Regions from separate parts of the Homo sapiens genome. Here region 2 is linked to region 1. A link is an interaction called in ENCODE POLR2A ChIA-PET data of the cell type or tissue named here. Cell type or tissue: PC-3. All regions are shown on one strand. Each heading gives the region's core, and the rest is flanking DNA. Links, peaks and the distances in the headings are about the cores only.

Evidence for each region. ChIA-PET counts read pairs that join two places held together with the same protein. Peaks named below come from ENCODE experiments on the same cell type or tissue, not always from the same donor. Only the 100,000 strongest peaks of a DNase experiment are listed, where the experiment ranks them.
Region 2: POLR2A ChIA-PET joins it to region 1 with 6 read pairs; 2 of 35 experiments call an interaction of 5 or more read pairs at or near these places.

Annotation. Positions count from the first base shown.
Region 1 is chr14:65,340,752-65,351,446 of GRCh38, forward strand. No RefSeq gene overlaps it. Among named protein-coding and RNA genes, the nearest start is that of MIR4708, 11 kb to the left of the region's middle. In PC-3, for the core only: no CTCF peak of the experiment used is centred there; no DNase peak of the experiment used is centred there; H3K27ac peaks cover 692 bases.
Region 2 is chr14:65,494,383-65,505,077 of GRCh38, forward strand. All of the region lies in intron 2 of FUT8 (fucosyltransferase 8), which reads left to right. Among named protein-coding and RNA genes, the nearest start is that of MIR625, 29 kb to the left of the region's middle. RefSeq lists enhancers at 7,109-7,168, 7,199-7,368. In PC-3, for the core only: a CTCF peak has its summit at 7,160; a DNase peak (open chromatin) is centred at 8,609; H3K27ac peaks cover 503 bases.

The DNA of each region.
Region 1 (10,695 bases), core at 1,004-9,003:
CGGCTCACTGCAATCTCCTCCTCCCGGGTTCCAGCAATTCTCCTGCCTCCGCCTCCCGAGTAGCTGGGATTAGGTGCCTGCCACCATGCCTGGCTAATTTTTTGTATTTTTAGTAGAGATGGGGTTTTGCCTTGTTGGCCAGGCTGGTCTTGAGCTCCTGACCTCGTGATCGCCCGCCTTGGTGTCCCAAAGTGCTGGGATTACAGGCGTGAGCCACCGCGCCCGGCCTGTCTATTCTTAAATCAAGACTTCAATACAGGAAGCCAGGTGTGGTGGCTCATGCCTGTAATTCCAGCACTTTTAGGGGCTAAGGTGGGAGATTACTTGAGGCCAGGAATTCAAGACCAGGTTGGGTAACAGTGAGACCCCATCTCTAAAAAGAAAAAACTTCAATATTTTATTTTTTTTATAGGTTTTTACTTTTGATAGATCTCGTTCACCCTCTTTCATTCCCTTCTGCAACAGATTTTCTTTCTTTTTTTTTCTTTTGAGTCAAGGTCTCTCTCTGTTATCCAGGCTGGAGTGCATTGTGCAACCATGGCTCACTGCAGCCTCGAACTTCTGGCCTCAAGCAATCCTCTCACCTTGGCCTCCCAAAGTGCTGGGATTACAGGTGTGAGTCACTGTGCCAGGCCTGTTTTCTTTCTTGCCTGTTTAGAATTTTCCTTTTATTCCTTTCTTTTGTCATATGTTTAAAAACATCCTTCTGGGATTTTTACCAAGATTCTGCTAAATATGTAACTTAAATTGTAGGAAACACATATTTATATAATATTTAGGTTTCCCATCTAGGAACTTCTATTTTTCCATTCATTCACATCTTTTCAGACAACATAGAAGTTTTTTTTTTTTTTTTTTTGAGACAGAGTTTTGCTCTAGTTGTCCAGGATGGAGTGCAATGGTACGATCTCAGCTCACCACAACCTCTGCCTCCTGGGTTCAAGCCATTCTCCTGCCTCAGCCTCCTGAGTAGCTGGGATTACAGGCATGCACCACCACGCCCAGCTAATTTTGTATTTTTAGTAGAGATGGGATTTCTCCATGTTGGTCAGGCTGGTCTTGAACTCCTGACCTCAGGTGATCTGTCCGCCTTGGCCTCCCAAAGTGCTGGGATTACAGGCGTGAGCCACCATGCCCGGCCATCACATAGAAGGTTTTATAGATTTCTTTATAAAGAAATGTATGTATATACATATATTTTGCATACATACATTGTATCTTAGACTGGGTGCCATAGAAACGGACTCTGAGATGGAGAGTTGTCTACAGAGGGTGTTTTACAGAAGACACACCTGTAGCAAGATGGCCTGCAATGGAGCTGCAACTGGGAACTTAGCTGATTCCAAGGTGGGAGGTAGTGGTGGGGATTGGGGGAGATCCTCTGAAACTGGAATGGGACTTTGAAGTTTAGCAGTTTACAATTAAAATACAATCTTTGAGTGGACTAGGATGCTCAAGTCAGCCTGATCATTATATGTTCTCTTCTTAGATAAACCTCAGAGACAGCCAGGTTATCCAGAGATGCTTAAGAAACATGAAATCAGACCAAGGAGTGAGCTAATTTCAAGAATTATCTCCCAGCTAAGGCAGCTTATGGCTAAGTCTGGAAGTATACATGGAAGTCTGCTTGGCAAAGAGATTCCTCCCCACTTAGCCATGTTTAGGGGGAACTGATGTGTTTGCCTGATTGACTAATTCCCCCACATGCACTAGGTCTTTTTCCAACTAGGGTTCAAGTTTCCGTTTGAGGCATTACTGTTACATTCTTCTTCTGCCTCTCAGAAATTATTCCCAGAACACCAGGACTGGAATACTTCTCTTCTTAATCTCTTCAGTCACAAATTACAATCTTTATATTTACCTTCAAATATGTAGCTGATCACATTTGTGGTATGAGGATCTTACTAATTTAATTTTGAGATTAATTTTCTGTCTAGTTTTTTTTAGAGGCAACTTATTGTGATCTCTAAGGATTGACAATGGCTTCTACAAAAATCATAATTTAATATGATGTCCAATATTAGGTACTCTTTATTAAGAAGACTCATTCTAGCTCTACTAGCCCTTAAAAATGAATGTATATTGAATATTAAATGCCATTTTTGCATTTATAGAAAAAATCAAACGATTTCTTTTGAGCTTAATAGGTTGTGATATTTCCAATTAAGATATCCTTTTATTTGGGGAATTAAGTCCTCCTTCTGTTAATGAATTATTTTGAATACGCAATGTACGTACATGGCACAAAATTCAGAAGGTATGTATAGGTATCTGGTGGAAGTCAGTCTCCCTTCCTCCCCTGACTTCCATCCACTTAATTCCTTTCCTTGGGGCAGCTGATGCTATCAGTTTCTTGCGATTATTCCAAATGTGTCTTATGTATTTTCAAATATTCTTCCCTGTATACATAAATAGTAGCATACCAGCTTGAACCCAGGAGGCAGAGGTTGCAGTGAGCTGAGATCAGGCCACTGCACTCCAGCCTGGGCAACAGAGTGAAACTATGTATCAAAAAAAAAAAAAACATTAGTAGCATACCATTCTGTACTATTTAACATATTGCTTTTCTTGATTAATAATATTTATTTGATATAGTTCCATATTAATAGGTATAGAATTTTTTCATTCCTTTTAATGGTGGCATATAATTCAATATGAATGTAATAATTTATCACTCCCTTATTAATGAACAATTAAATAGTTGTTAGCCAATTTGCTTTTACAAACAATGCTGTAGCTAGCATCCTTGTGCAGGTCATTTTCCATACATGCAACTATATCTGTAGGATAAATACCTAAAACTGGAATTGTCGGGTCAAGTTCATTTTTGGTTTGAAAGTTATTGCCAAATTCCTGGCCATAGATTTATGCCATTTACCATCCCCTCAGCAACAAATGGGTGTGCTGGTTTCTTCTTGACAATATTGGATATGATGAAGCTTTTTGATCTTAGTCAATCTGGAGTTGAAAAATGACATCTCATTGTAGTTTCAAAGTGCTTTTATCTTTAATAGTGTGGTCAAGTTTTTCTTATGTTTACCAGCCATTTGTATCTCATGTTGAAGCTAAAGTTTGTAGTATAGTATGATTTGGCCTCTGGACCTCAATTTTTGTGTTGCAGAACCCAGAACATGCCTTTTCCATCTCTATAGCTTTTGCATTCATTTAATTATTATTATTTTAAGAGATGGGTCTCACTATGTTGTCCAGGCTGGCCTAGAACTCCTCAGCTGAAGTGATCCTCCTGCCTCAGCCTCCCAAATAGCTGGTAATATAGGTACACTCAACTGTGCCCAGTTCGTTTAAGTTCATTTTGACTGCAAGTAACACAAAACCCTGACTCAACTGACTTTTACGATGAGGAAAATCAATTAGCTTACATGATGACATCATGTCATGGGATAGAGTAGCTCTAGGGTTGGTTAATTCAGCTACTCAACAAAGTCATTGAAGTCCCTGGTTTTTCTGTCTTTCTGGTTTGCCACCCTCCAGGTAGATTATCTCATGGTCACGAAATGACCACATTACAGCCAGGAATTTCACTGACACAGTAAAGTATCTAGCTGAAGGAAACAAACTGTTTCTTTCTTTCTTTTTTTTTTTTTGAGATGGAGTCTCGCTCCATTGCCCAGGCTGGAGTCCAATGGTGCAATCTCGACTCACTGCAGCCTCCGCCTCCTGGGTTCAAGCGATTCTCCTGCCTCAGCTTCCAGAGTAGCTGGGATTACAGGTGCCTGCTACCATGCCCAGCTAATTTTTGTATTTTTATAGAGACAGGGTTTCACCATGCTGGCCAGGCTTATCTCAAACTCCCGACCTCAGGTGATCGGCCCGCCTCGGCCTCCCAAAGGTCTGGGATTGCAGGCGTGAGCCACCGTGCCCGGCCAAAACAGACTCTTTCTTACCATGAGTCTCTTTAAGAACAAGGAAACCTTTTCCCAAGCCTGTTCCTGGAAGTTCTTTCCCTGGAAGTTCTTTCCTGAAATTTCGTTGGCCAGACTCGGGTCTTATTATACTCATTCCTAAACCAATAATTGGCAAGGATCCTGGGATCGTGATGATTGGCTTATGTTAGTCAGGAATTCCCCCTAAATTATATAAGTAGTAGTAGACACTCTCTCTCCATGCCTTCCCAAAATAATTGACATACTGCAAGGAACACAGGGATTGGTTATGGGACAGACAATCAACTGTGACTGCCACAGCATTGCACATGCGATTCCTTTTGCCTGAAACCTCTGTCCTCCATTTATTTTCCCACCTAACTTACAACCTTTCAAGTCTAGGCTCTGAGTAGCTCCAAGGAAATCATCTTTATGCCCTCTAGGTTGGGTAGATAACTTCCTTCTACTCCCTGGCAGCCTGTGCTACCCTCATCACACTGCACTGTAGGCTTCACTTGTCAGCCTCCCACCATTCCCCAGCTCCTTGAGGGCAGGGCCTGGGTCCCATATTTTTCTGTATCTCTAGCCACTAGGACAGTGCACAGCACTGGGCAGACACTGAAAGAAATCTATTTGCTAGTATTTTATTTTGAAATTTCAAGTCTAGATTCACAACAGAGATCCATTTCCAGGCTTTTCTTTTGTGTGCGCATGTGTGAATGATTTGTTTGTTGGGATTTGGAATTAGGATGATCTTTTCCACATAAACCAAACTGGAGAGTTTCCAGAACAAGTTGTTTAACTTGTGGATTATTGGTTCCTTAAAAGCCCAGAGGCTCAACACATATTTCCTGAACACGGACTATGTGTTGGGGCACTGTATAAGTTGGCACTTTATACAAGAGTAGTATGAGAGCTTGTCTCTGAATGCATAGTTTATGCTTTAAGGCAGCATTTTTCAATTGTGGGTAATGAAATCAATTTCGTGGGTCAAAACCATCATTAAAAGGGGAAAAAAGAATTCAATGGAGTAGAACAAAATATATCAGAGTATATTACTTTTGCTAAAACTTTTGACCCAGTTGTGTGTGTGTGTGTGTGTGTGTGTGTGTGTGTGCGCGCGCGCGCATGTGATGTACCAGATCAAGATATAAAATGTACTTTTACAAATGGGTCACATTTGTAAAAGTTTAAAGCCATTGCTCTAAGGGTCAGTATATTTTCTTTTCTTTCTTTCTTTTTTTTTTTTTTGGAGACAGAGTCTCGCTCTGTCACCCAGGCTGGAGTGCACTGGCGTGATTTTGGCTCATTGCAAGCTCCGCCTCCCAGGTTCACGCCATTCTCCTGCCTCAGCCTCCCGAGTAGCTGGGACTACAGGCGCCCACCACCACACCTGGCTAATTTTTTGTATATTCAGTAGAGACGGGGTTTCACCGTGTTAGCCAGGATGGTCTCGATCTCCTGACCTTGTGATCCGCCCGCCTCAGCCTCCCAAAGTGCTGCGATTACAGGCGTGAGCCACCGCACCCAGCCTAGTATATTTTCTTTGCTCTTTCTCTTTGGAGTTTTTTTTTTTTTTGAGACAGAGTCTTGCTCTGTCTTCTAGGCTGGAGTACAGTAGCACAAACTCAGCTCACTGCAACCTCTGCCTCCTAGGTTCAAGCAATCCTCTCACCTCAGCCTCTCGAGTAGCTGGGACTACAGGCGCCCACCACTACGCCCAGCTATTTTTTGTATTTTTAGTAGACATGGGGTTTTGCCACATTGGCCAGGCTGGTCTCAAACTCCTGACCTCAAGTGATCTGCCTGCCTTGGCCTCCCGAAGTGCTGGGATTACAGGCATAAGCCACCGCACCCAGCCCGAGTATGTTTTCTTTTAACTCGCAATGTCTGGGCTCTATGAAAAGAGGGAAAGACAAGGATTTGAGATTCTGTCTCCCACACTACACTCCTGCCCTGCCAGCCCCCACCCTTGGATTTGTTAGCCTGGCATAGACTTTAGAGTCAGGGGGCAGAAGTCAATTCTCAGGTCCAGGACCTACGAACTCAGCAGCCTTGAGCAAGTCACTGGACCATTCAGAACATCTGTTTCTCTCTTGTGGAATGGAGATAATAATACCTGTTTCACAAGGCAATTAAGAGGATCGAGTGAAATATGTGAAAATATTGTTTAGTAAACTCCCTTTAGGTCCTCAGAGAAGAAAAGCAAACTTCATCTGTAGGTTAAAAAACATCCTGTCTCCTGTGAAGAGGGGAATGGCTTCACAGAGAAAGTTGACGGGATGCTAACACCCACAGGCTGCAGATATTTAAATCAAAAAAGGGGAAAAATCAATGGGAAAAGGTCAGGACTCTCTCATTTTTCTAACGAGCAGTTATTTTTTATTTCTCCATGGAGTGCACTGTCACGGGGAGGCTGGAAGTGCTGACAGTGCACGCTGCTGAGTCAGGGGAGGGGAGACGTTGCTGACACTGTTCCCTTTTCATAAACTTAGCAGGAAGGACCAGCCAGTGGACTCTGTCCTCCCTTTCACCCTTGGCAGGGGGTGCAGTGGGGGTCACCCAGCTTGGTGATCACTCAGGTTAGGAACTGTGGTTGAAGGTTGAGGAGAAATAGGGTGGGGGTGACAGCTCACAGCAAGCCAGTCAGAGCAGTGGGTCCATCGTGAGGGTCAAACCTCACACTTCCGAAATTCTCTCTTATATGGCAGTCTCTGAGCAATGGTCACAGTGGAGAAGTTGGGCCCAGGCTGTGCCATGGTTCATTTTCTCTAGCTACAGGTAGCCTACCTCCCTTGCAAATGCTCTGTAGGCTTCATAGCCTGGGTTCTCCTGTTGTCAGCTGTATTAACAGGGAGTCATAGATGGGCTTCCTTAAATAAAAAGTTATCTTTACTTATTTGTCGTTATCCTCGAATTGCTGAGACTTTTTTTTTTTTTTTTTTTGAGACAGAGTCTCACTCCAGGATGGAGTGCAGTGGCACAATTGTGGCCCACTGCAGCCTCGACCTCCTGAGCTCACATGATCCTCCCACCTCAGCCTCCCGAGTAGCTGGGAATACAATGTGTACCACCTTGCCCGGCAACTTTTTGGTTTTGGTTGTTATTTATTTATTTATTTATTTATTTTGGTAGAGATGAGGTCTTGCAATATTGTCTGGGCTGGTCTTGAACTCCTGGCTTCAAGCAATCCTGCAGCCTTGGCTACCCAAAGTGCTGGGATTACAGGGATGAGCCACCATGCCCGGCCGAATTGCTGGGATTTGGAAGAAAGACTTTGTAGGGGATCCTCCCCTACACACACACACACACACACACACACACACACACACACCCCTTGAGACAAGACGAGGAAATGAGAAGCTGGCTCACCTTGGCAGGCAGGCAGAGCAGCGGAGGTTGCTACCTACCTGGGCTGGGACTTGTCCTTAAGGGACATCCTAAGGGAATGCAGAATAAGAGGAAGAGGTAATTCCCAGTGTTTCAGGTGAAGACTAGGGATCCCCCCAAACCCAGTGGTTCTTCAGTTGGTTGGTTGGTTTTTTTTCCAGACACTCTGTCCTTAGGGAGTCACATCCGGGATCATGGCAGTTCACACCCTGTTCTTTAACACACTTCAAATCTGCCTTGGCCCCAAGGGTGCCAGCGTTCCCCAGTGTGCTCAGTAGAAGGAGATTGTGAAACAGGCAGGGGGGTCATACTCACACCCATACAGGGCAGAAGAAAGCCCTGGGCCATGTGTGAACAGCTGCTGCTCCATCTCCCCAGCACAGCTGGGCACATCTGTCTGCCAACACTCATCTCTAGTTGTGCTATCTTGAAGGTCAGTGGTGATCTTTTAGTCATCAATTCCAGTGACCTTTACTCAGGCCTCATCTTCCAACCGACCAGCTCTTCTTTCTGAAATGCCCACCCGAGTGAGCTAGTTCTTTCCCTACTCCTGTCACAACTCTTACTTGGGTTCTTCTTTCTCTTTTTCTGCATTTTATGTCTTTCTCAAACCTCTGTCTTTAGCCCTTTTCTTTCTCTGCCATCTCTCTCTCTCTAGGAAACTTCGGTTTCTTTTGCGACACGAAGTAGTATCTTGTCAAGACTTTATTTTTGTCAAGTAACAGTACCTACTCCAACTAGCTTAGGCAAAGAAGGGGTCTTCAGGGCCCAGTAGAGAAGTGTGGGTACTCTGGGCAGGGGCTGAAGCCAGGACAGGTAGCATTTGCCGAAGCACTGGTTTCTGCACTCTGTGTGTCTGCTCAGATCTGCTTCCTAGATAATCTCTATCTCTTCCTCCTCTCCTCTCCGGGGCCACCATTTTACCTGGAGCTTTCATGACCTCTTTAGTGATTTCCCTACTGTTGGGTGTATCTTCCATCTAAGCTATCTTATTTCACTGGCTGTGCCCTCTGCCTATGGTCCCATGTTTTAGAGGATCCCATGCTTTAGAGGGCCTCACTCTGGCCCACTTTGGCTATACCTCTCATGGCGGAAAGAACCCACCAATGGGATGTTCCCACTCAGAGCCCATATTCCCCTTCTAGAGCCTAATTCCTGGGCCTGGGCCACTTCTGCAGGTACACTTCCCCAAGGACAGACTGTACCACTAATGTACTTATTCCTAGGCATGAAAGGTGTGCAATAAGTGTGATGAGGTAAGAGTGGGAATGTGGATGGAGCTTGGTCATGTCTACGTGAATGTACTCAAGGCCCTTTGTCATGTGGGACAGTGCCTGGGCTAGGAAGATAAGTGGGGGGTGGGTCAGGGGCCAGCTCTTTCCATTCCACTATGTCCCCGCATGGAGCTCTGAGAAGTTCAAGAATTCCATATTTGAACCTGGCCTTCCAGATTAGCCCGTTTCTTTCTCTTTTTCAAGGGCTGTATATTTGTATCTGTGTGTATATTTTGTGTTTATGAGGGGATATTTGTCAGTATAGGGGAATTGAAATATTTTATTTATCCGTTTGTTAGTGTAATTTACAACTTTTATATATGTAGTATGTGGACTTCCATCTGCACTCGTGCCCAAGGCCCCGCAAATCTTAGCGGCAAGTCTGTATTTTATTACGGCCAGACTTGTAAAGAATTATATTCCCCAAACAAAGCTCTATGTAATCAACTGCTTGATGATAACCACTACTACATACTGGGAAGTAAGAGGCTCTGGCTGTTCATTCCTTTGGATGAAAATAACAGTCAAGTGGGACCTGCCTTTCACTAGAAAAAGGGTCAGGCTGGGCTAGAGCTGGTGAAAACTCGCTGGGGAAGACCAGCCTGGCCAACATGGCAAAACCCTGTCTCTATTAAAATTAAAAAAATTAGCCGGGCATGGTGGTGCACACCTGTAATCCCAGCTGCTCAGCAGGCTGAGGCAGGAGAATCGCTTGAACCTGGGAGGAGAAGGTTGCAGTGAGCTGAGATTGTGCCACTGCACTACAGCCTGGACAAAGAGCAAGAGTCTGTCTCAAAAAAAAAAAAGAAGTAGCCAGTCTGAAGTTGCTGAGGAGAATGAGGAGAACAGGTCACACATCATCAATGTAAAGGAGACTTCATTCCTAAGGTCACTTTTTGCCTCTGTTTCAGATTTTCCTATAGTTCCCATGTGCTGGAACTCATCCCAGCCCAATTCACGTAAGACCCTTCTAGGGTGCGGGAGCAGACCACAGGAACCTGGCTTAGTACTTAGCATTACTTAGCAACAGCTTCTAAGGAGCAACGCAGGACAATAATGAGCATACAGTGTGGATAATCAATCTTCTATTGATATCTTTAAGGGGAAAAATTAGGGGGATAATCCATTTGGACCAGGAAGAAGTATAAGTGGGTAGGACTGGAAGTCGGAGGAGGTAAACTAGGGCAAGATGAAGTTCCATAACGTTCTCCACACTTCGGAAGTTGAGTCAGGTGCTTGTGCTGGGAGAGAGGACCGAATCCAGGATAAAGCTTCTGTTCAGCACAGCTCCATCTGCCAATGCAGATAACTTGGGATATTTTCATGCCAGATGTGCAAGGATCAAGAGATTCACAGAAAAGTTGTTGAGCTTGAGAGACAAAGAGGTAATTTTTAAAATAGGGAATATGGAGGAATGTATATTCTAGGAAAAGCCTTGAGTATAAAACTTTTAAAGTTTTTCTTTTTTTTTTTTTTTTTTGAGACGGAGTCTCGCTCTATCGCCCAGGCTGGAGTGCAGTGGCGCGGTTTTGGCTCACTATAAGCTCCGCCTCCCGGGTTCACGCCATTCTCCTGCCTCAGCCTCCCAAGTAGCTGGGATTATAGGCGCCCCCACTACGCCCAGCTAATTTTTTGTATTTTTTAGTAGAGACGGGGTTTCACCATGTTAGCCAGGATGGAATCCATCTCCTGACCTCGTGATCCACCCGCCTCGGCCTCCCAAAGTGCTGGGATTACAGAGATGAGCCACGATGCACGGCCTAAAGTTATATATATATATATATATATACACATACACACACATACACATACACACACACACACATATATATATGTGATTTAAATATATAGATAGATATACATATGTAACTTTTTTTCTCTTGAGACAGAGTCTCACTCTGTCACCCAGGCTAGGTGCAGTGGCGCGATCTTTGCTCACTGCAACCTCCACTTCTCGGGTTCAAGTAAGTCTCCTGCCTCAGTCTCCTGAGTAGCTGGGATTACAGGCATGCGCCACCACGCCTGGCTAATTTTTGTATTTTTAGTAGAGGCAGGGTTTTGCCATGTTGGTCAGGCTGGTCTTGAACTTCCGACTTCAGGTGATCCACCCGCCTCGGCCTCCAAAAGTGCTGGGATTACAGGTGTGA
Region 2 (10,695 bases), core at 1,488-9,487, 150 kb after region 1:
TACCAGACAGTGCATTTACATACTATTAGAAGAGAAAAGGTTTATTGTAGTTGCTATGTTCATAAAAAGTTTCTGATTGAATTACAAGTAGATGGCTTATTCTCCCTCTGTATGTAACAAACAAGGAGTGAAGAGGAATCTGGGGCTGCAAAGCATCGCTCTCCAGTTGTATCCAGAGAATCTACTCAGGAGGGGCAACGTATTTTTTTATTTTTTATTTTTTAAATTTTACTTTAAGTTCTGGGATACATGTGCAGAATGTGCAGGTTCGTTGCATAAGTATACATGTGCCATGGTGGTTTGCTGCACCTATCAACCCATCATCTAGGTTTTAAGCCCCGCATGCATTAGGTATTTGTCTGAGGAATGAAACTATAAACATATTAAATCCTATAAAAAGAAAAAAAAGTAAGGTTCTGAAGGGTTCCAGAATTCAGGAGACGGAAGAGAAAGGATATTTTTTATACTTAAGGAAGTGGGGAGGAAGGTTTACCAAATGTTTAGGTTTCTGCTGATTGAGGCTTTGTTGTATAGTTAGAAGGACTTCCAAGAGACTCCAGAATTTCTGCTATCGTAGTTCTGGGCTCTGGTTTTACCTAAAAACTCAATGCTTTTTCTCTAGATAGAGCTCTGGAGGAGAGGCACACAGTTCTTACTTAGTGTGAAACATGGTGTTTGTTGGTTTAGGGACTTTGTACCTCTTTCTGGAACCTTTCAGAACCTTTTTTTTTCTTTTTATAGGATTTAATATGTTTATAGTTTCATTCCTCAGGCAGGAATTACTGAAGTTTGCTTTTCCCTTAAAAAAAAAAAAAACCCAGTAAATTAAATAATCACATTTAAAAAACTATAGCAAATCTTTTCTAACTATGAAAGTTAAAAAAAGTCATGTATTCTTTGTGAAAAGTTAGGTAATTGAGATACCTGTTTTTACATATTAAATGAACAGGTCTCAAGCAGAGTTTTCACTTTGGCTGCTGCTTCTTGCACTGGGGTTCCTTGGGCAGGAGCACTCTGGTGAATCATCACCTCTGGTTTGGATGTAGTAGTACTGGATATTTTGTTTCTTTTAAGGAGAGTGTGAACAAATGGGAGTTATGTGTTCCTCCGGGGTATGGTCCATTTGTATATTGCTCTTTATCTGTGTATCATATTTTATTTGGCTAAGAGCCTAATTATAATATATTTAATTTTTAAAAATCTTAGCTATTTGTAGGGTTTAAAAAACTAAACAACAGCAATAGGATTTGTATTGCTAATTGAGAGATACCAGGTTAAAATACAAGTTTTCTATATAATTTAGCAGAATAAAACACACTTATCATTTTTCCATTTTCTGAATTTGTAATATGCTAATGTTATCAGTATATAATATTTTTTGCTATGACTAATTGTGTTATATTTGTTGTGAATGTAGTCTTGGTTCAAGTAGGGGTAAGGAGGTATTTTGGAAACCAGTGCTTACCATTTTGGGGATAGGTGGTGGGAATAGACAAGCTAGAAATACACTTGGAAGGAAGAAAACCATTTAGTAGGAACTTGAGATGAGGGGAGAAACAGACATTTTTAGGAAAGTGTAGTGTTTTAAAAAATAAATTTAGACACAAAAAATTAATCATTAGGAACATAATCAGATTTTAGAAAAATTTAAGTAGAAAAAAATCACGTTAAATAGATAACTTTGAAGTAAATACTAATTATGTTTATATTTTGAGGGGAGGAAATAAGTCTCTTAGTTGGCCCCCTTGAGGCTGCCTAGATGTGGAGAACCATAAGACTGAGTTTGTACCATCTTTGAGTTAAAAAGCTAACCCTGAGTGATTTTGGAATAGATTCCTTTAACATATTTTCAGTCATATTCCTTTTAGAATTATTATTACATAGATTTCCTAATTTGTAATTCTCAAGTGCTGTGAAACATTAAACATTTTTAGCAACCTCAACCCATCATAGTCCTATGACTGCCCTTCTTTCACTTTTAGTCATATAGGAACATTTATAAGAGTATCTGATATGGTTAGACTTTGTCTCCTCACCCAAATCTCATCTTGAATTGTAATCCCCATAATCCCCACGTGTCAAGGGAGAGACCTGGTGGGAGGTGACTGGATCATGGGGGTCGTTCCCCCATGCTGTTCTCATGTTAGTGAGTTCTCATGAGATCTGATGGTTTTATACGTGTCTGACAGTTCCTCCTTCACCCACTCGCTCTCTCTTGCCTGCCGCCATGTAAGACATGCCTCTTCCCCTTCTGCCATGATTGTAAGTTTCCTGAGGCCTCCCCAGCCATGCAGAACTGTGAGTCAATTAAACCTCTTTTCTTTATAAATTACCCAATTTTGGGCAGTTCTTCATAGCAGTGTGAGAATGGACTCTGGCCATGATTTTCTTGGTATGACTCAGGAAAATTCTTCTATGGGGTATGGCTGTGGAGTGGTTTTGTGCTTGCTGTTGTTGCCGTGGTGCTTCAGAAAGTTAGCCTAGATTAAAGAGTTCAGGTTTTGGAGTCACATGGGTTGTCTTGAATTCTGTCTCTGACCCTTAACTACCCCTGTGACATTGGGCAAGTTACTAGACCTCAGTTTCCTCAACTGCAAATTGGAAATAATAGCAACCACCTCCTAGGGTTGTGATGAAGTTTAAGGATAAATGCTGCTCTTTTTATTGAGCATTTATTTATTCCAGCCAGACACTGTGTTACATACTTCATATGCAGTATATAATTTAATTTGTATGTGTATATTAGAGTATGTAAAAGTTCATTTCCAACGGTAATATATGTCCAGTAACCGGTTGCTATTACTTTTTCTATATGTTGATTCCTTAATCAGAAGTTGATGTTCCTAAGATGAAAGATGGGAATGGGCATTTTGATCAGATCTGAAGGACTTGTTTGGAAGTTGACAGTGGTTTGAAGGTGAAATATTTACTAGAGTGTGGTTCAAGGATAATCTGCATGGTAATTACCTTGGAAGCTTGTTAAAATGTAGAGTTTTGTGTTTGTCATCTGAAACTCTGAGTCTGAATCAGGATCTCTGGCCGTGGAGCCCAGACCCTGCAGTTTTATAAGCTTAATCATAATTCTTATTCTCTATGAAGTTTTTGAATCATCTTTTTAATTTATTCTTCCCGATGATTAAAAAATGATTCTAATGATTTTTAAATATTTTTATTTGATGTAATGAGCTTTCCATTTTATTGGTAATGGAGGTGGTAAATTTTTTCCATTTAAATGTTTACATATATGTGATTTTTGTATGTTATAAGAGTTTAATGGGTGGTGACATTCATTCAGCTAATGTTTAGTAAATATTAAAATATTAAAATTTATAAAATACAATTTACTTATTTGGAGTATTTTAAAATGAATATATCATTTTATTCAGTTATTCAAACAAAATGATTGTTGAGACTATGAGTAAAATAGTCTCAATTTACTATAAAATATGTCATATTTTACTCAGTTTATAGTCTCCGAATAGGGTGGGAAAGGAGAGCAGATTGAGAATGTGCTGTTATGAAGCTAGGTGGAGAGGGGAAGGGAGCGATTTTCTGCTGCTAACTAGAAGAAAAGCATAACTACAAATAATTTATATAACTAATAAGATTTCAAAGCAGATAGAAATTTTCAGGGAGTTTTGGTCAGAGTCATTTTATTAGTCATATTATTTAATGAAAGAATAATCAGGAATGCTCAGCCTCTGTGTTTTCTACTATTGCTTTGCTCCCTAAGAACGCTCTTTTAGATTTTATCTGTCTATTCTTTTGAGTTTTATCTTTGCCTTCCTGGGAAGTCTCACTCGACTTTTTAGGAAATCAAGTTGTATCCCCACAGTGCTTCACATGACCTTATTTTTTTTAGATTCTTCAAGTAAAATCTTACTCAAAGGAACCAATAAATTGCCTCACGTCATAATTTTAAACTTAAGTGTTTGGAAGACTAATTTCAGTGAGTCTTTGCATTGGTATCTTTAGCCCACAAATCTTTTTGGCTCCAGTATCCACTTTAATAATTCTTATGGGTTAAGTAACTGTATTTTTAATATCTGTAGTTTTGTTCATTATCAGAAACTAGGTCACCAGGGTTTGTTGTGTCATTGTTAATTAAAAAGGTATTGTATGCTTTTTTTTTGGAATGTGCTTGTACTGAATGAAGCCAAAATATGTTAGTAATGCTCTGCTTTAAATACTCATAGAATATAATTTTGCATATTTTAAACTCAATCTATCTGCCAGTACAACAATGTTATTTATCTCTGAGAATTTTGACTATTCTTTCATGCTATTTAGAATTCAATGAATTGTTAAAACTTCTAGTAGGCTTTTTACTGACAGTCTCTGTCTGACTTCTCCTTTACAAGTTTTCCTCAATATTTTCAGAAGTAACATTTGGGTCTTACTGAAATAGGAATTTTTGGTTCTATAGTAGCAGATGGAAACAGTAGACTTTTTTAGAGGTTGGAAGCAGTGGGATACAGAGAAGGAGAAAAATCAGACTAAATTTATGTCATGCCTCTTTCATTGTGAAAAATAATTATAGCCTCATGTACATTACTTTTCTGAGGGTTGTAGTGGTGGTAATGGTTGTGGAAGTAGTAATAGTTGTAGGGATGAATTAAGGAGGCATTGGGTAAGAACGTGTCTCCCAACATAGGATTTCAGTTACTTCCCAAATATAAATAACAGTGGTTATTACCAAAAATTTTTCTTCAAGCGACAGTGATCTCACTGTATGTTGCCCAGGCTGGCCTGAAACTCCTAGGCTCAAGTGATTCTCCTGCCTCAACCTCCCAAGTTGCTGGGACTACAGACACACACACACACCACCATACCTGGCTGAATTTTTTTTTAACCAGAGAAGAGCACACTAATTTTTTCTTTACCCTTATAGCATTTTCATTACCAGTTATTATACTTTCATTCTGAATGATTTCAGAATGTTTGGGGATGGTGTTGATAAACTAGAATTATTTTGTGGTTAAGTAGAGGCCCTCAAACAGAGTACAGCTCAAGTCTCAGGTTTACCACTTTTTTTTTTAAGTAGTACATGGGGCAAATTATTTAATATCTTATTTTGCCATAACTAATTATTAATAAATATCTACTTTATAGGTGTGTTGATGATTAAATCAATTTGTAAAGAATAATGGGCTGGGTGCAGTGGCTTGTGCCTGTAATCCCAACACTTTGGGAGGCCGAGGTGGGAGGATTACTTGAGCCTAGGAGTTCGAGATAATTCTGAGCAACAAGCGAGGCCTCATATGTATAAAAAATGAAAAACTTAGGCTGGTGCGGTGGTGTGTGCCTGTAGTCTCAGCTACATGGGAGGCTGAGGCAGGAGGATTGCTTGAGTCCATCGAGGTCTATCCAGGCTGCAGTGATCTGTGATTGTACCATTGCACTCCAGCCTGAGCAACACAGCAAGACCCTGTCTCAAAAAAAAAAAAAAAATGCCAGCAAATAGTATGTGTTGAATATTTAGTTATAAGTATTATTCACTCTCTAAAATAGTCTTCTTAGTAAACTCTAATTGACCTTAGGGTAAAAAAATTTTTATATTTAAAAGCTCAGAAAAATTCAGCTTAGTTATTTTTAGGCTGGTGTTTGGTCTCACATACACACTTAACGCCCCTTTCAAACTGTTATGGAACAATGTTTTTCAAACTTTAATGTGCATATGGGATTGTGTAGGGATCATAATAACATGTAGATTCTTATTCAGTAGTTTTGGAATAGGATGAGATGTTACCTTTCCAACAAGCTCCTGTTGGTAATCTGGATGTAGCTCATTCTTATAACACACTTTGAGTAGCACAGTTATGCAGTGTTCCATTAAGTGGTTCTCATTCCTGCTTTCAGTATATTATAAACACTTAGATATTTTTTGTTCTTTATGCCTTGGCTCTGTGTCATACCAGTTAAATTAGAGCTTTGCCTTTGGGGTTCTGGGCATCATCGTCGTCATCATTGTCGTCATCATCATCATCATTTTTTCTTTCGGTAAAAATATCCTGGATCATTCTCTTGTGAAACTAGCATTAAGAGCCACCACTTTAGTTATCTGAAGGAGAGTCATAAGCTAAGAAGCTACATTTTAGGTCTTCTCTTACTTTGTTGTCTTCCATTTTAAGCTCATTTCCTCTGTAGAGATGATGGTGGACAGCTGGTTAGAACTCTTAAACTGGAAGGCAGTTAATATGTTGGCCTGAAGTTTTCTTTTCGCTAGACTAAAAGGTTTGACTGTTGAACCTTTCTTTATGGATCCTATTTCCTATCCCTTTTCATCATTTGTATAGTCTTCTTTGGACTTTCCCTAATTTCTCAATAGTCTCCTTAAAGTGTAATAACCCAAACTAGATACAAAACTGCTGTAACAAAACTGAACAATGGCAGAGGCAGAAGAATATAGATCTAAAAATCTGTGGTTTTCATTAGCGTTGAAAACTTGTATTTGCTTCAGACTTTTTATTGGCCTTTTCTTTATGTTTTTCAGGGTTAAAATGTGTTTTATGCCATGATATTTGTTTCAATATATTCCTTTCTTAGGTTATGCTTCTTCTTTCTTCCTCAACTGTGCTTCTTGTATCCATTTCCCATCTTGCACCTATTTTGGAGGAGAGGCAGTAAATATTTTCTTATGGACTTACCATGTTTGGGAAGACCGTTTTCCAAAGCGATCAAGATCATGTTAAATTTTATTCCATCTAGCCATGATGGCTCAGTTAGGATCAGGTCAGGAAAACAGTCCACACTAAATACTCGAGGCAGGAGGATTTCTTGAGACCAGGAGTTTGAGACCAGCCTGGGTAACATAGTAAGACCTGTCTCTACAGAATTACAAACAAAAACAAAAAATTTCAGCCCAGAAAATTTAATACAGGGAAGGGATTATACAGGTATTGGAGGGCTGAAAAAGCAAACAGGGAACACTGGGGTAACACAGAGACAATATTTGCAGGAATTAGCCACTATTCATATGGTTGAGGGGGAAATAAGAACTTGGAGTTGGGACCTCATAGAATTGGGGTTCAAAACCTCTGGAGGGGGTACTTCCTGACAGCTGTTGGTATGTCTGAGGGGAATTTCTGAGAGTGCCAGAAAAAGCTGGTGGTTATCACTGCTACTGCTGGGGTGGAGGATCTATGCTGGGCAATGCTGACTGGAAAAAGCATGTACTGCATTCTCCCTCTAGTGTCCTTATTGGCAGTGTGAGGAAGCTAGCTGCAGAAGAGAAAAGTAGTTTTCAGAGTTTTATTTTCAGTATTACAAAGATGAGTATTAAAGGGTAGATTTGGATCTGAGAGAAAATAGCTGAATAACCAGTATATATAGCCTTCTCTTCTGGTCAAAGGAGGCCATAGGCCTTTGGTCTCTTGGTCTCTTTTCCTAGCTACTTGGACCCCAGACCCAGATATTCTTAATGCTGAGGGTTTGGAAGGAAAGTTGTTATTATTATTTAAAAAATTAATTTGTTTAGTTAATGTGATGGGGGAGGGGGCATGAGACGGGTCTACTTTGTCTTTTCTTTTCTTTCTTTTTTTTTTTTGAGACAGTGTCTTGCTCTGATGCCCAGGCTGGAATATAGTGGTGTAATCTTGGCTCTCTGTAGTCCCGAGCTCCCAAACTCAAGCAGTCCTCTCACCTCAGCCACCCAAGTAGCTGGGACTACAGGCACCTGCCACCACACCCAGCTAATTTTTGTATTTTTTGTAGAGACGAGGTTTTGCTATGTTGGCCAGGCTGGTCTCGAACTCCTGGCCTCGAGTGATTCACCCATGTTGGCCTCCAAGTGGTCTGGGATTACAGGTGTGAGCCACCATGCCTGGCTGGGTCCACTTATTTATTGTTATTTTTTTTTTTGAGACAGAATCTCACTCTGTCACTCAGGCTGGGGTGCAGTGGTGGGATCTCAGCTCACTGCAATCTCCACCCCCCAGGTTCAAGTGATTCTCCTGCCTCAGCCTCCCGAGTAGCTGGGATTATAGGCACCCACCACCATGCCTGGCTAATTTTTGTCTTTTTAGTAGAGACAGGGTTTCACCATGTTGCCCAGGCTGGTCTCGAACTCCAGACCTCAAGTGATCTGTCCGCCTTAGGCTCCCATAGTGCTGGGATTACAGGTGTGAGCCACCGTGCCCGGCCCGGGTCCACTTATTCTGAGATAATTCTGTTACAGCTTTTTTTGGTAACTTACATTTAATCATTAGATACTCCTTCTTTGCCTCTTGAGGTATTTCTGTTTTTTAAAAGCCCTTATTTAAAATGTAAAATAAATAATGGTAAAAGTAATGATGTTACCCATAAACAAAGTTTTAAAATTGGTTGCTTATTAGCCAAACAGTGGTCTGCAGTGGTAACCAACCTCTGAAAAGATTATGCCTTTTTTACTCATTCAAAAATTCCCCCTCCTGCAGAGCTTCTTCAATTTTAATGTGTATATGAATCAGTTGAGGATCTTGGTAAAATACTGATTCTGATTCAATATGTCCCTGGGTAAGGCCTGAGATTGTGCATTTCTAACAAGCTCCCAGGGGAGGCTGGAGCTACTGGTCCCTAGACCAGACTTTTTTAACTCCCTTCCCTCCCTTGAGAACTACTGGTTTGGCTTAGATCCAGTGTTGGACTTGGATGGTTGAGTGGTGAGTGATCATAAAGTAAGAGTTTCTATTGTAAGCCTGCCCGTCTAGAAATATTTTGAGCAATTTTAGTAGAGCTATTTATAGCTGTTTCTTTCCAGGTAGGATCAGAGAAATATATGCTTCTGAATAGGTTAAATTTTCTTCCATAATATAATGCTGCCCTGAATGCAGAAATGTGCCTATCACTTGTAATTTTCCTGGAAGGCGTGAGACTGCTTGGTAATTGTGTACATATTTAAGGGAAACTGAGTAATGGAGGACAGAATAGAACAATTAACAAATTCATGCATCAGATAACTTGCTTTCATTAAAGCCATTGTTACTCTTATTTATTGATTGTTCCTGATGATAGGACATCTGCAGATTTCAAAAAGTGTGTTTAGTGTGAATTTCATACTGATGGCATTTCTCTGCTTTTGACAGTTTCATATACTTAAACTTGTCATTAAAACACAGCATCTTGCCTTGAGCCAAATGAAACTTTGAATAGAGCCCAAATTTATGAAATTGTTAATTTCTCTTTACATCTAGATTTTACTTTCAGTAATTTCTATCTGCTAACACAAATAGAAAGGTAATCTTTCATTTGGTTGCCATCCTTCAAGAGCCTCTCTCTGCCCTTCCCTCCCTGCCTTCCTGGATCTTTCCTTTTGTCTTTACAGACCTAGATTTTGAAAGGTTCTAGGTTCCTTTTGTCTGTTGATACTATGTGAATGTTATCCTTAAGTTTTTAATTCAGGCTACAACTAGACAGATAATGTGTCTCACAATTAGCTGGGGTGAGAGAGTTAAAATGGAAGTTAAGGATTCAGGGGATTCCTACAGATGGGTGAAGAAAAAAGCTCAATGTTAGGATCCTTAACAAAGCATTTTGATTGGCATATGGAGACCTTTGCGTGAACACAAATGTTCATATTTGAATATTTATAGAAGATAATCTGTCAAAATTACTGTTATTTTAATTTGCCAAGCTTGGCTGATTGCCGCAGTTGGATGTTAGTTGAATTCAAGTTGAAGAGTTGTAAATATGTTCTGGTGTGGGACATGCTTTTTGTCCTTGAAGCTGTTTGAATTTCTTACTTCTCCCACCTACACCCCCTTCTTTAAAACTGCGAGGCTTTTTTGTATTAGTTGAACTTTCATGTTCTTTTTTAGGAAAAAATATTAAAGTAGGATGTTAACTGTATGGATTAAAAATTTTTTTTAACTAAATTTGTTGACATTTGGTGATCAGGAATTGTTTAAATAATTTTAACTATTTGTCCAATCTTTGCTTCAAAGGACCTGTTCCTGGAGACTCAAATGTAGGGATATATATCTTATTTGAATGGTTTTGTGTGGGATATGTTTCACATTAACAGCAAAGAAAATGTAGACTTCTAGATAATTGATGTTTCCCCTTTCTTTTATCTCACTTGAACAGCTAATAATTTTAGTGACCCAGATTCAAGCAATAATACCTGTCTTCATAATTGTCATGTGGTTTTGTCAGCTTCTTATATTCTAGGGGAAGGAAGATAAGACTTTTTTAAATATATTGAAATAACTTGGTTAATAAATACTTTTTTTCTCTTTTTAGAAGCCAGGAACCTGTTCTCTTTCCATAGTGTCTCCTCACTCAGAAAACGTTGTGTTCTCCTGCCTCAGCCTCCTGAATAGCTAGGGTTACAGGCGCCCGCCACCATGCCCGGCTAATTTTTTTTTGTATATTTAGTAGAGACGGGGTTTCACCTTGTTGGCCAGGCTGGTCTCAAACTCCTGACATCAGGTGATCTGCCCGCCTTGGCCTCCCACAGTGCTGGGATTATAGGTGTGAGCCACTGTGCAGGAGAATGGCTTGAACCCAGGAGGCAGAGGTTGCAGTGAGCTGAGATTGTGCCATTGCACGCCGGGCTGGGCAACAAGAGTGAAACTCCGTCTCAGAAAAAGAAAGAAAGGGAAAAAAACCCCAACACACTGTATTAATTATTGATGCAGTATCACTATTCTTACTGAGACTACATTATTTTAGCTTTAGAGATGATATAGTGGCTTTCTTAAAGTTATATGACATTTT